Regions from separate parts of the Homo sapiens genome. Here region 1 is linked to region 2. The links are chromatin contacts, found by Hi-C or POLR2A ChIA-PET in ENCODE. All regions are on one chromosome and are shown on one strand. Each heading gives the region's core, a stretch centred on a gene start or an enhancer-like site at or near the end of the contact. The rest is flanking DNA. Distances are from core to core; before and after follow the strand shown.

Region 1 (6,551 bases), core at 3,266-5,765, 45 kb after region 2:
TGCATTCATTTGTGTATGGATGTGTGTGTTTGGCTCTGTGAAATCTTTGATGGCAGGAGCAGATTTGTGTGACCAGCACTGCAGTCAAGAGGCAGAATTATGAAATACTGGTTACATGATAAAATTATAATATTTTGGACATATGGATTAGGTAAAATATATCATTAAAATATCACCTGTTTTTATTTTTTAAATGTTGTTAACAAAACATTTCAAATCACATATGTGGCCTATGTTATATTTCTCTAGGACACTGCCATCAGTCCAAAAAGTTCCCCTGTGTCCCTTCCCAGTCAATCCCCTACGCTCTTCCAGGCAGCTATTGTTCTGATGGTTTTTTTCCCCACTAAAGGCTATTTTTTTCCTTTTTGTCTTTTTTTTGAGGTGATATGCACATAAAAAATTAGCCATTTTATTTTTTTTTATTTATTTATTTTTGAGACAGTCTTGACGTGTCACCCAGGCTGAATGCGGGTGGCACGATCTTGGCTCACTGCAACCTCCACCTCCTGGGTTCAAGTGATTCTCGTGCCTCAGCCTCCCGAGTAGCTGGAATTACAGGCGTGCACCACCATGCCCAGCTAATTTTTGTATTTTTAGTAGAGATGGAATCTCACCATGTTGGTCAAACTGGTCTCGAACTCCTGACCTCAGGTGATCCACCCACCTCAGCCTCCCAAAGTGTTGGGATTACAGGCGTGAGCCACCGCGCCTGGCCTATTTTTAACTTTTTGGAGAACTGCCAAACTGTTTTCCACAGTAGCTACGCACCATTTTATATCCTCACCAGCAGTGTACAAGGGTTCCAGTTTCTCCACATGCTTATCAACACTTGTTATTGTCTGTTTTTAAAGAAATTATAGTCATTTTAGTGGGTGTGAAGTATATTGTTAGTTTGCTTTTTCTGGAAAGTCATGCAAGTGGAATCACATAGTATGGACCCTGTGTGAGCCTTCATTTGCTCAACTTATATGCGAAGATTTTTTAGATGTGTGGTTTGAGGGCCTGGAAAGTCATGTCCTGGCCTATGGAATATATTAAAGGGGAAGATAGGATTCCTTAAGGCAAAAGTGGCAGTTCATTAACCCCCTCCCCTGCAAATCCCTGCCCCACCCCCATCCCGCTGCCACATAAAGATGGACCTGTCTGCCTGCCTTCACTGCAGAGCAAAAATTTTATTTATTTATTTTTTTTTTTTTTTAAGACACGGTCTCTCTCTGTCGCCCAGGCTGGAACACAGTGACGCGATCCCAGCTCACTGCAACCTCCACCTCCTGGGTTCAAGCAATTCTCCTTCCTCAGCCTCCTGAGTAGCTGGGATTACAGGTGCCCACCAACATGCCTGACTAATTTTTGTATTTTTAGTAGAGATGGGGTCTCACCATGTTGGCCAGGCTGGTCTTGAATTCCTGACCTCAAGTGATTCACCTCAAGTGATCCACCCGCCTTGGCCTCCCAAAGTGCTGGGATTACAGGTGTGAGCAACCACGCCCGGCCTGCAGAGCAAAAATTTATTGAGCACCTGTGGTGTGCCAGGACTCATTTATAAGTAAATAGAAAAGGTCCCTGTCCTTGTAGGGTTTATAAACTATAGGGGGAAACTACAAGTCCACATACACATAACCTACCATTTAAAAGTCTGACTAAATGCTGTGAAGGAGTAAGCAAGGTGCTTTGATAGGGAACAGAGGGACAGTGTGTGTATAGGAAGGCCAGTCAGGTGGGTCCCTCTGAGGAGGTGACACTTAAGAGACCTGAAGGATGAGAACTGAGCCAGCCATGCAGAAGGATGGGGAGGCTGGGCTAGAGGAGAGTGTTCTAGGCAGAACAAAATAGCACAAGCAGGGGCCCTGGGGCAGTGAAAGCCTCTGGTGGTTCAGTGCAAAGTTAGGAAGGTGTGAAACAGTGGGAAGGGAAGGGACAGGGATGCTCCTGCTGGCTGATGGCCCATACTGTAGGGGCCACAACTTTGTCTTAGCTGCAAGCAGGACCGGAGACATGAAGGGCCAGACTCTGGGCCAATTTCCTTGCTGCGTTCTCAGCTCCAAGAGGCAGCTCGGCTGGGATATTGTGGCTCATTCTAGTGTCTTGCAGCCTCTCAAACTGGAGGGCTGGAGGGTTGGGGCGTGGTTAGTGGCAGCTGTGACGGAGACTTATCAGGAAGCAGGCATGTAATTCCTGCAGTGATTCACACCCAGTCCCCAGTTTACTGCAGTCCTGCAGTGATTCACACCTGGGCCCCAGTTTACCGCAGCTGCACCTTTAAACAGGGCTCGGATGCCTGCATCTCCCTGACCCGTGTGTACCCTCATCATCCCAGGACCTCGGAGGTGTGGGTGAGGCAGCACATAGCTCAGCCTGGTGCCCTCCTCTCACTAGAGAGCTTGACCCTAAAGCCGCAAGCTCAAGCCCACGCCCTGGCCAACCTCCTGGAGCTTTGAGAACAAGGTGTCCTGTACACAGAGTCCTGGCCCCAGTACCTGAGCGCACATGAACCCCGTATGCAAGAAGAAAACTGACCCCAGCCCCATGTTACATAAGAACATCTTTGGAATTTGGCTCCTTTTGAAATGAAATGGGAAACCTGCACTCAAACAAGCAGGTATGGGGAATTCAATAGGAGGCAAATGCCCTCAGGGTCACCTCTGGGCCAGTATGCATTCTGAGGATTGGTTTATTCATTCAGCAAACATTGTGGACACCTGCTTTGTGCCAAGCTTCATGGAGGGATACAAGAACAGATGTTCAATCAATGTCTGTGGGAAGAAGGAGAGAGAAGGGGGATGAAAGGGAAGGATTGAGAAGGAGGAGTGTAGGGAGGTAGAGAGTAAGGAAGAGAGGAACGAAGGGAGGGAGGGAGGGAGGGAAGGAAGGAGGGAGGGAAGGAAGGAAGGAGGGAGGCAAAGAAAGGGGAAGGGAGGGAGGGAGGGAAGGAAGGAGGGAGGGAGGGAAAGAAAGGGGAAGGAACAGAGGGAGGGACGGAGGGAAGATAAATGGGCAGAGATACCCTCACAGAGCTCATCGTCATGTGACTGTGGGTGCAGGTGTGCCCATGGTAATGTAACTAAGTATTTACAATCTAGCTCAGCTCTGATCAATGGAAAAATAATGTAAGCCACATATGTAATTTTAAATGTTCTAATAGTTCCAGTAAAGCAGGCAAGGAACAGGTGAAATTAATTTGAATAATTATTTAACTCAACATTATTTCAATATGTATTTAGTATAAAAATATTAATGGGTATGTTACATATCTTTTTCACACTAAATCTTCAAGGTCACCCCTAGCACGTCTCAATCTGGATTATGCACATTTCAAGTGCTCCCCAGCCCTGGACACCGTGGAGGGTGGCAGGCACTCTGACTGAGGTGCACAGAGCCTGCTGAGGGCACTTAAGTCAGAGTCAAGGAAGACTTCACCGGGTGGTGCCTTCAGTCATTTAATCATTTGCTCACTTACTGTTCACCTAATGTTTATTGAATGCCTCCTGCACTGGGTGTGACGGCTGGGCAGAGACTCTGCTTGGAGGAAGGAGGGAAGGGCATTCCAGACTAGGGAAGCAGATTGCAAGCTCTGAGAGGGCAGACTGGCGTCTGTCTGGTTCACTGCTGTAGCCCTGCACCTGGTGCAGAGTTGGTGCCTGGCGAACATTTGCGGAGCGGGAAAGGAGGGAGAGAGGAGTTGGGCATTTCTAGAGCGCAGGAGGCAGAGAAGACTGGTTAGAGAGGAAGCTGGAGACACCATTCTCAAACTTGACAGTGCACTGGAATCACTGGCAGGGTTTGTTAAAGCGTAGATTGTTAGACACCCCCCTCCTGCAGGGTTCCTGATCCAGCAGGGCTGGGGTAGGGCCACCGGATTTGCATTGCCAGCAAATTCCCAGGTGCTGCTGCTGCTGCTGGTCCAGGGATCACTGAGAACCACTGGGCTAGACCACGAACCCTGTGAAGGCAGAGAGGAGCCAGGAGAGGTTTCTGAGAAGGAGAGAGGGGAGCACTTAGGTTTGTGATTTAGAAAACTGTGGGTGTGCGGCACGGTGGCGCATGCCCGTAGTCCCAGCTACTCGGTAGGCTGAAGCAGGAGGATCACTTGGGTCTGGGAGATCTGGGCTGTAGTGCGCTATGCTGATCGGGTGTCGGCACTAAGTTTGGCATTAATATGGTGACCTCCCGGGAGCGGAGGACCATCAGGGTGCCTAAGGAGGGATGAAGTGGCCCAGGTCGGAAACAGAGCAGGTCAAAACTCCCCTGCTGATCAGAAAACTGTGCATGGCTGCTGAGGACAGGGGTTTCCACCTCCGTCCCACCTCTCCTGCCAGGGCAGTGGCACCCTTAGCTCAGGAGGGTGCGTCAGGACCCAGTTCCATCCTCACACGGTGGGGAAGCCTGGGCTGTGCTCCCAGAACAAGAAACAGACCTGGGTGATGAGTGACAAATGTGGACGGTTCTCTGCACTGTGGGTGGAAATAGAAACCCTTAGTCAGCTGTGGGGTTCAGCAAAGAATTTCCCTGGTTAACGGAAACTTGACTGGCTGTGGGTGAGGGGGAGGTTGGGTTCTGAGACGTCTGGGAGGCCTGGGCTCTTCGGTTCTCGTGGTGCCCAGCTCAGCGTGATGCCTTCAGGTTTGAGACCACTTCCTCCTGTTGAGCCTCTTCTCTGGGGGCACTCATTATGTATGCTGCGTAACAAATCACCCCAAAAGGTGTTAAGTGAAAGTAACAACAGATGTCTGTGTTCTCACAGTTTCTGTGAGTCAGGAACCCGGGGTCGCTGGGTGGTTTGGGCTCAGGGTCTCTCAGGAGGCTGTCGTCAATATGTGGGCCAAGGCCTGACTGGGTTAGGGGATCTGATTCTAAGATGGCGCTCACACGCTGTTGGCAGGAGGCCTCACTCCCTCACTGGTGGTCTTTTCACAGGACTGCTAAGTCCACACTATGACAGCTGGCTTTCCCAGAACAGGTGATCCAAGGGGCAAGACAGAAGCTGAAACATCTTTTTTTTGTTTTTTTTTTTTTGAGATGGAGTCTCACTCTGTTGCCCAGGCTGGCGTGATCTCAGCTCACTGCAACCTCTGCCTCCTGGGTTCAACCGATTCTCCTACCTCAGCCTCCCAGGTAGCTGGGATTACAGGCATGTGCCACCACACTCGGCTAATTTTTGTATTTTTAGTAGAGACAGGGTTTCACCATGTTGGCCAGGATGGTCTCAAACTCCTAACCTCAGGTTATCTGCCCGCCTCGGCCTCCCAAAGTTCTGGGATTACAGGCATGAGCCACCGTGCCTGGCCAGCTGAAACATCTTTTATGACCCAGACTCACAAGGCACACTCCATCCTATTGGTGACACATTAGCCCTGTTCACTGGGGGAGGGAACTGGACAAGAAGGTGAATCCTAGGAGGCTGGGGTACTTGGGTGGCATCTTGGAGACTGACCACAATGCCCAAACTGCCCTTTGGCCTTATCTTGTAGTCAGTCCACAGATCTCCAAAGATAACTGTATCTGGTGCTGCTATTTGTTGTCTTGGAGCTTGAAGACTGGGCCCTACATTCCTGAGGGGTGCCTGCTGGAGCCAGGAGGTGGGGTAGGGGAGAGCCAGCTAGTAGCTAAACACTTTACTCATTCCAGACACTATGGTCAGCACTTTATAATCTAATTCTCAGACAACCTTATGAGATTATAGTCCCCATTCTACAGATGGGGAAACTGAGGCTCAGATAGAGGAGATGACACATCTGAGATCAAACCACTGGGAAATGGTGGGGTCTGAATTCTGAACCACTACACGTGTGTCTTCATACCAGGTGCAATGCTTAGGTAGACTGCATATTCCCCAACAGTGTGCTTTGATGGCTTCTCTCCAGGGTGGAAGTGGTTGGAGCAAAGGTCAGACTGGCCCTTTCATCCCTTGGGCTCAGAGCCTGGCACTAGGCTTGCTGGCAGAAGAGGAAACAGGAAGGCTTTGGGCTGCATGCAGATCCCCAACTCTTAAAACCTGGGGTCAAGTTTGGCTCTCTCATACATTCTCATGGTGGAGCAAGCATGGGTCAAGTGTGGGGGTATTGGAGCCTCTTACCAGCTGAGTAGATTGGGGCAAGTTAATTAAACTCACTGTGCCTCAGTATCCCCAACTGTAAAATAGGAGCTCATTAGAGCCTGCCTCACATTTGCCTTGGGCTGTTGTAAGCATTAAATGAGATCATTTCCTACACATGCTAGACTCAGGGCTGGGCAACAGCAAGTGCTCAGTAAACATGAGCTCTTCTTATCGCAGGCTTGTTAGATGCTGATATGCATCTGCTGTCTGTTCCCACATCTGGCTGAGCTGTGAGGATACGAGGGTTGAAGACCATGGCATTTTTGTCTATTGCTGGGAGCATCAGCAAATGATCCATCCTGCAGGTCCGAGAGCTCAGGACATTTTCAGCAAATGGCTCCCAAGTCCCATACATCACTCTACCTACATCCTGTCCTGGTCCTCTCTGAGCCAGGAACAGAGGGTTCCAGAAGCCCTGGAAAACTTGCAGCTTGCTCCCCTCCGGGCCCAGCCA
Region 2 (6,368 bases), core at 3,351-5,850:
GTGCAGTGATTCCCAGAAAGGTTACATGCAAAGAACTTGGCAGGTGGAAGGTATGCTGGACACAGAAGCTGCCATGATTACCTGGCATTCTTTGTTTCTAGGTTCATTTCATGTATCTAGTTTATAGGTTCTGCAATGTTAGCCTTTAGTTTCATTAAGCATGTTTTACTCTATACTGACTTCAGCAAGTATTTGTTCTATTACCAGTTGGTCTCTCTGGTTTTTTGGCCAAAATGTCCCCATCTCCCTGGTCACGAATACTGTGGATTTTCTGAAATCTTCTTGAAATTCATGAGAAAGATCTGTTAAAGATGGTTATGGTTCCTTTAGAGATTTTCCCAGTTCCTTCTTCTCCTTCTGCTTTTTATGGGTGTAGCCTTTGGAGTTAGGCAGACCTGGGTTCAAATGTCAGTTCCATCCCACACTGGCTATGCACTTAATTGGAATCTGCTCTCTGCGTTGCCCTCTGTCTTCCTCTTCTCATTCTTTTGTCCCCCAGGGTAGGACTTTTTCCTTCAAGTTCAATTCTATGCTTTTAATCGTCCTTGTTTCCTTGGAATTATTCTCTGAGCTTCAGTGAACAAACTATATGAAAAGTTTTTAAAAATTCCCATCCCAGGCTGGGCATGGCGGCCACGCCTGTAATCCCAGCACTTTGTGAGGCAAAGATGGATGGAATCACTGGAAATCAGGAGTTCAAGACCAGCCTGGCCAACATGGTGAAACCCTGTCTCTGCTACAAATACAAAAATTAGCTGGGAGGCTGAAGCAGGAGAATCACTTGAACCCAGGAGGCAGAGGTTGCAGTGAGCCAAGATCATACTAACACACTCCAGCCTGGGCAACAGAGTGGGACTCTGTATCCAAAAAAAATTCTATACCAACTACTTCCTAACTGGCTAAGAATATCCCTGGCTAAAGGGGAGGAGATAGCTTGTTAGGGATATTTGAGGTTTCTGAAATGGAGAGAGTGGTCTTATAAGGCAGCAAATTGTGTTCCCCTTCCTCTTATGCTGGTAATGGTGTGGAGCCCAAGATGCTTCAAATGGACAAGACAGTGATCCCCAGACCTGGATGAGGAAGGGTGTCAGTGGCGACAGTGCCTTGGTCCTTTTCCATTCCTGAATGGACCCTATCCAATTACCAACAGCATGCTGTCTCCCCACATTCCAGGGCCAGCCTTGGGAGGGGGAAGTAGGAACTAGAAAAAAACTGTAAAAGAGCCGCAAGTGCTTTAGAAGATCTTCCTGGTAAAATGCAAGAAGATATCAGAAAATCCATTGTATTAGTGATCAGGGAGATAAGGGGACATTTTGGTTAACAAACCAGATAGACCAATTTGTAATAGAACAAGTACTTGCTAACGTCCATATGGAGTAAAATAGGGACTGCCCTCCTCTGCTTGAGTTCCTAGAGTCTGGATCTAGTCACCTTATCAGGGTGGAGTACAGTTCTTCCTTTGCTCCCTAGGATGGGTTATTGGAAACATTCCTATGTGAACCTGAGATTTCCTTGATGCTTATCTACCATGGATGCCACAGTGAGTTGTTGCTGTTGTTTGGATGATATTCTGGGATTTGAAGGGCCTTTCCACTCATACCTGATAACTTCCTAGATCCTTGGCCTCCCAAAGTGCTGGGATTACAGGCATAAAGTACCATGCCCAGCCAAGGATTTTAATCAGTGGATACAAAGGCAACTACTGGATGATGTAGAACAGAATTGCGTACTCAGTGTGCATGCAGCCACTTCCCACCTCTTCAGCCATGGCAGGCTTTGCTAATTGATCACAACACACGTTCTCCCTGTTATCACACATGGCTTCGTAATCCCTCTCCTCACAGTGCACCAAGTAGCCACCACCAACCTAAGTGGTGGCACAAGAGAGGAAAGTTTGGTCATGAGTGTTGTGCTGGGAGAGAAAGGCAGGGATTAGAGGCCACCCCCAGCCTACCCGATGTGAAGGGCCATCCCCAATTTAATAACTGTGTAACCCAGGAGTGTGTTCGGTAGCCACAGGTGGCCTCCTTTGGAAAATGATCCCTCCAGCTGCAAAGGGAGTTTTTATCTCCCTGTGAAGGGAGGGGGTGGACCACACTCCCTCAAGCCTGGAGAAACTGTTTGTAATTTGACTCCCGTTTCCCCAAGCTTAGCTATTACATAAGCTTCTTTAGAAGACAGGCTGTTTGGTTTAGCACCGTGACTGTGACTGACTAATGCGTTTGTAGACATCATGTTAGCTTTGTGTGTGCCCCTGTCCTTGGCACCCTTGTTCCTGTCCCCTACGGCCTTCTCCACACTGCTGTACTTACCCAAAAGTGTGTGGGCTTCCCTGGGTTCAAGTTCTTGCAGGGGAAGCTCAGCATGGAAGACCAGTGTGTTCATGGGTATTCCTTTACCTGTTTGAGCTGTGGCCTCCTTTGAAGTTTTCTTGGAGCTGAGCCTGAGAGAGCGGCTTCACCCTGACAGGCAGAACCAATCCAAATCATCAATCAGCACCTGCTTAAAATGGGCCTTGCAAGTTGTGTAGCCTGGTGGTTACCAAATGCTGGGTGCAGATATGCATGATAGAGTGCTTAGTCCCAATACGATGCCAGCCCCTGCAGGCCAGGATTGGGGCTCATGGGCCTTCATGGGGCCATTCCCGTCTACCACCCACCATAGACCTCTAAAGGCCATGGAGTTCCTGGTAGTGGGGACTCCAGCATCATGCCATGGCTGGACTTTGTTGAATTATCACTGTTAGACAGTTTATCCTCATGCCAGGCTGATCCTAGTTGTTCTTTTTAAAAAATTATTCATGTATTTATTTTTTAAATGATTTATTTTTATTTTTTAGAGACAGGGTCTTGTCCTGTCACTCAGGCTGGAATGGAGTGGTGTCATCATAGCTCACTGCAGCCTCAAACCCCTGGGCTCAAGTGATCCTCCCACCTCAGCCTCCCAAGTAGCTGGGACTAGAGGCACACGCCACCACACCTGGCTAATTTTAATTTATTTTTGTAGAGACGGGGTCTTGCTATGTTGCCCAGGCTGTGGATCCCACTCTTCATATTACCATGCCTAAGCCTCACTCTGCCCTCCAGAGGCCTGGAACAAAGCCGATCCTTTTTTGTTGCCTTTTGTTAACACCTGGTCTGCTCCCAATATGGCCCAGCCAGTTCAGACAGAGGTCAGTAGGTCTGTTATTGTTCCACTGCTGGACATGATGACATGATTCTTCTCCTGGGAAAGCTCAAGATGCATGAGTTGTTTCATCACTCTTTGTTCTTGTTAAATGTGTGGTTTTTGAATCCTGCCTCCTCTACCTTCAGCCTCCCCAACACACACAAAGTCCTGCTAAATGGGGTTATAGTCAATGGGCTTCAGGGGACAGTGACAAGTCAGAGATCTGAATGAAGGAGCACAGCTGGGAGAATTGGAGTTACGGAGTTGACCTGTGGGGATCTGAGTTTCACGACTGATTTAAAACCAGGAGATCTGTCTATGATGGCAATGCCCAAAGTCTAGAAGGTTCATCCTAGCAGGAGTAGGACAGTCAGTCCACAAAAATCCCATGGGAATGAGATTAGGGGAGACAACATTGATTTCTAATTCAGGTATTTGGAGCACCAAGGGCCCCAGAAGTCTCTTTGCTCATGAGTTAAAGCATCTTTATGCTGGAAAAAAAAAATGACGCTATTATTCAAAGAAGTGTGTTGTGGGAGGGCGGGGGTGTACATCCTTTAGGAGAGAAAGTAGGTCCCGAGTGAGATCCCAGGAGTAGGAAAGCCAGCACTGTTTGTTTTGTTTTCTTCTTTCCCTCATGCTCAATGGTACAGGAAACACAAGGAGAAAAGGACCCATCGCCTTCCTCCAGGCTGCTGCCAATATTGTGTAGAGAAGAATAGCTGAAGAACATGAAAACAAATCTTCACATTTCCTTTTAACAGTGTGAACTTTGAAACACTTTCTGACTCATATTTTAAAATCTCTTAAATTTGAATTCACCTTCCTTCATGTTGTTTTTCTCGAGGCACTAGGCTTGAGTCCAAAAATGTGTCAACCGACTGCTCCCCCAGAATTAAGCAGTCACAAAGCCTGGGCCCGCTTCTCCCAGCTGAGTGGGCAGGGAAACCTGGCTTTGACCTTCCTACCCTTCCTCAAAGCTGGGCCTCACCTCAGGCCTGAAGAGCCAAGAAATAACCATTGTAAGGGGAAGAGGAGGTATTTGGTAATATGCCTCAGCAAGAGGCCATTCATTTTGCTACAAGCAGCAGTTGCCTCTGGGGTCCCTATTTCTGCACCCCTAAAAACATCATTGCTGTCTCTTAAGGTGCTTTTGGCCACAGGTGGCAACATCCAATTCAACTGGCTCAAATAATAAAGGGGCTTTTGTTGGCTTGGATAACTGAAGTCCTGAGACCCCTTACTTAAAGGACCCTGTTTCCCTCTGGTGACCGCCAAGCATTGGTTTCATCCAAAAGCCAGCTTCCTGCAGGGATGGTGGCAACAAGGCTTCCAGGAGCAACTGTGTGTTGTGCTTCCAGTTCACAGATTGTGAGAAGAGAGAGCTTCTGATTGGGCCAACTCAGGACACGTGCCTAGCCTCAACCACTCACTGTGCTGGGCTCAGGCCGCTGCTGACAGGCTCTGGCCCATCAGGACCCAGCACTGAGTAATAATGTGGGAATACACAGATCACCACCAAACCAGTGCCTCTGTAGTTTTCCCAGAGGTATATTTATTCCCCCAAATAACACTCTTGTAATAGTCTTCTTTCTTTTTTGAAGGTGGAGAGTGTGAGGAGTTCTGTAGTACATCCTGCCTACTCCCCTGCCATATTTTGGGCGATGCTATTATTCAAAGAAGTGTGTTGTGGGAAGGCGGGGGTGTACCCTGCCATACTTTCTTGCCTTTCCCTTAAAGGGTCAGCCCTCTGGAGCTGAGTCTCTGCTTCCCCAGATATGCACTGACTCTGTCTCTCCCTTTGGGGTCAACAAGAGGAATGGAGTTCGGACTTTGTCAGACAAGAGGGGCTGAGTTAAGGCTCTAGGGGAAGAGGTGAACACACCTCAGTGGCCTGTTCCTGCTTCCCCAAGGGTCAAGTGCCTTGGCCTCAGACTTCCTGCTGGCCACAGTCAAACTATTTTGGTTCATCCACCCAGATGTTAGAAAAATTAAGTACCCTACCCTATTTCCCCTTGCTTCTGATTTCTCTTCTCATATCACAGATACTTCCTGGATGACCTCACCCGACCTGGCCTCCACAGATCCCTGCCACAGATATCTTGCCAGTTCTGGACACTCTGTTGACTTGTGGGCCCATGTATCCCATTCTCTGCAGGATGTTCCGTCTGGATTTTCCGATGCTGGGCTTGCTATGTCTCCATGGAGCTGGTTTTCCTCCAAATGAGGTCTTCCTTGGGGATCCCCTTTAAGTCTTGATGATAACCATTGCTCTCCCAGGTCCTGGCAGTTTGTGCTGTGTTCCCATCACCCTCTGGGGCTTTCTCTGGAAGTGTGGATAGGTGAGCCCAGGTCTTACAAGGAGGACAGTCTGCAGCCTATTGGAGCCATGGCTGCCGTGGGCTGCCCCAGCACCCAGGCCAGTGCCCTGTCTTGGGGCCACCCCGCTGCTGTGTTTGCAGCACCATGGCAGTTCTTTAATTAGACCAAGCAGGGATTTCTCAGACGGGGGTGGGAGGAGGTGTGCGGGTCTATTGGGGGAAACTAGGTCACCTGAAAACCAGTAATCAAGAGGGAGCTGTCCTCGAGCCCCAGCTCCAAGGAACCCAGAGGGGCAAGGTGGGAGGGGCTCGCGGGGAGGGCCAAGTCAGAGAAAATATGCCTCTGGCCCCTTTTACTGGCCCTTGGGAGACATTGTTCTCACCTTTCTCCAGGGAGCTGGGCAACTGCCCTTAATTCCTTTGCTGGGAGTAGGGAGGACACTGCAGTGGTGCCTTCTGTCTGCCTGGGGCCTGCCACCCTGGGGCCCATGGAGGGAGCACTGTGCTGTGAGTCAGGCCCCAGGTTTAGTTACTGCTCAGCCTCTGTATCCTTGGAGCAGGTCACCCACTCCCATGTGTCTGTGCCATCCATCCACTGCACAGGGACTGTGTCTGCCTTTACCCTGCTGCCTCTCTAGCCCTGAGCACAGGCCTGGCATGTGGTAGATGCCACCTAAATATTTGTCAAACAAAATAATGAGTTTATATGAGTGCTTCTCTTGTAAGATTATTGCCACGAAGATCAATGGCAAGATGGGTTTCCCAAATATCAGTCACTTATAAGTTTTGCCAACACTAAACGCCATTGTCATTAAATTTTTCTTTACTATCAACTTCCTATTTCCAACTGAAATAGATTTGTTTAAAAAGGAAATTTTA

Evidence for each region. A loop is a pair of places that touch in the nucleus more often than their neighbours do. ChIA-PET counts read pairs that join two places held with the same protein, here RNA polymerase II (POLR2A). Pooled maps may share reads with other maps.
Region 1: a map of endothelial cell of umbilical vein shows a loop between it and region 2 (5-fold over the local background). The contact joins two enhancer-like sites. A Hi-C loop is called at or near these places in 9 of 168 maps with a recorded cell type or tissue (GM12878, endothelial cell of umbilical vein, heart left ventricle and 4 more), 4 of 37 single-sample maps with no recorded cell type and 17 of 50 pooled maps. POLR2A ChIA-PET finds 5 or more read pairs at or near these places in 21 of 52 experiments (CD4-positive, alpha-beta T cell, CD4-positive, alpha-beta memory T cell, CD8-positive, alpha-beta memory T cell and 16 more).

Annotation. Positions count from the first base shown.
Region 1 is chr20:38,868,741-38,875,291 of GRCh38, forward strand. All of the region lies in intron 2 of PPP1R16B (protein phosphatase 1 regulatory subunit 16B), which reads left to right. It also overlaps the pseudogene RN7SL116P. Among named protein-coding and RNA genes, the nearest start is that of FAM83D, 54 kb to the right of the region's middle. RefSeq lists enhancers at 1,731-2,301, 2,430-2,489, 2,510-2,599, 4,548-4,867. Within about 2 kb of position 4,516, at least 10 of the 41 ENCODE cell types and tissues checked have a DNase peak (open chromatin) inside an H3K27ac peak, as active enhancers do.
Region 2 is chr20:38,824,130-38,830,497 of GRCh38, forward strand. All of the region lies in intron 1 of PPP1R16B (protein phosphatase 1 regulatory subunit 16B), which reads left to right. Among named protein-coding and RNA genes, the nearest start is that of PPP1R16B, 22 kb to the left of the region's middle. Within about 2 kb of position 4,601, at least 4 of the 41 ENCODE cell types and tissues checked have a DNase peak (open chromatin) inside an H3K27ac peak, as active enhancers do.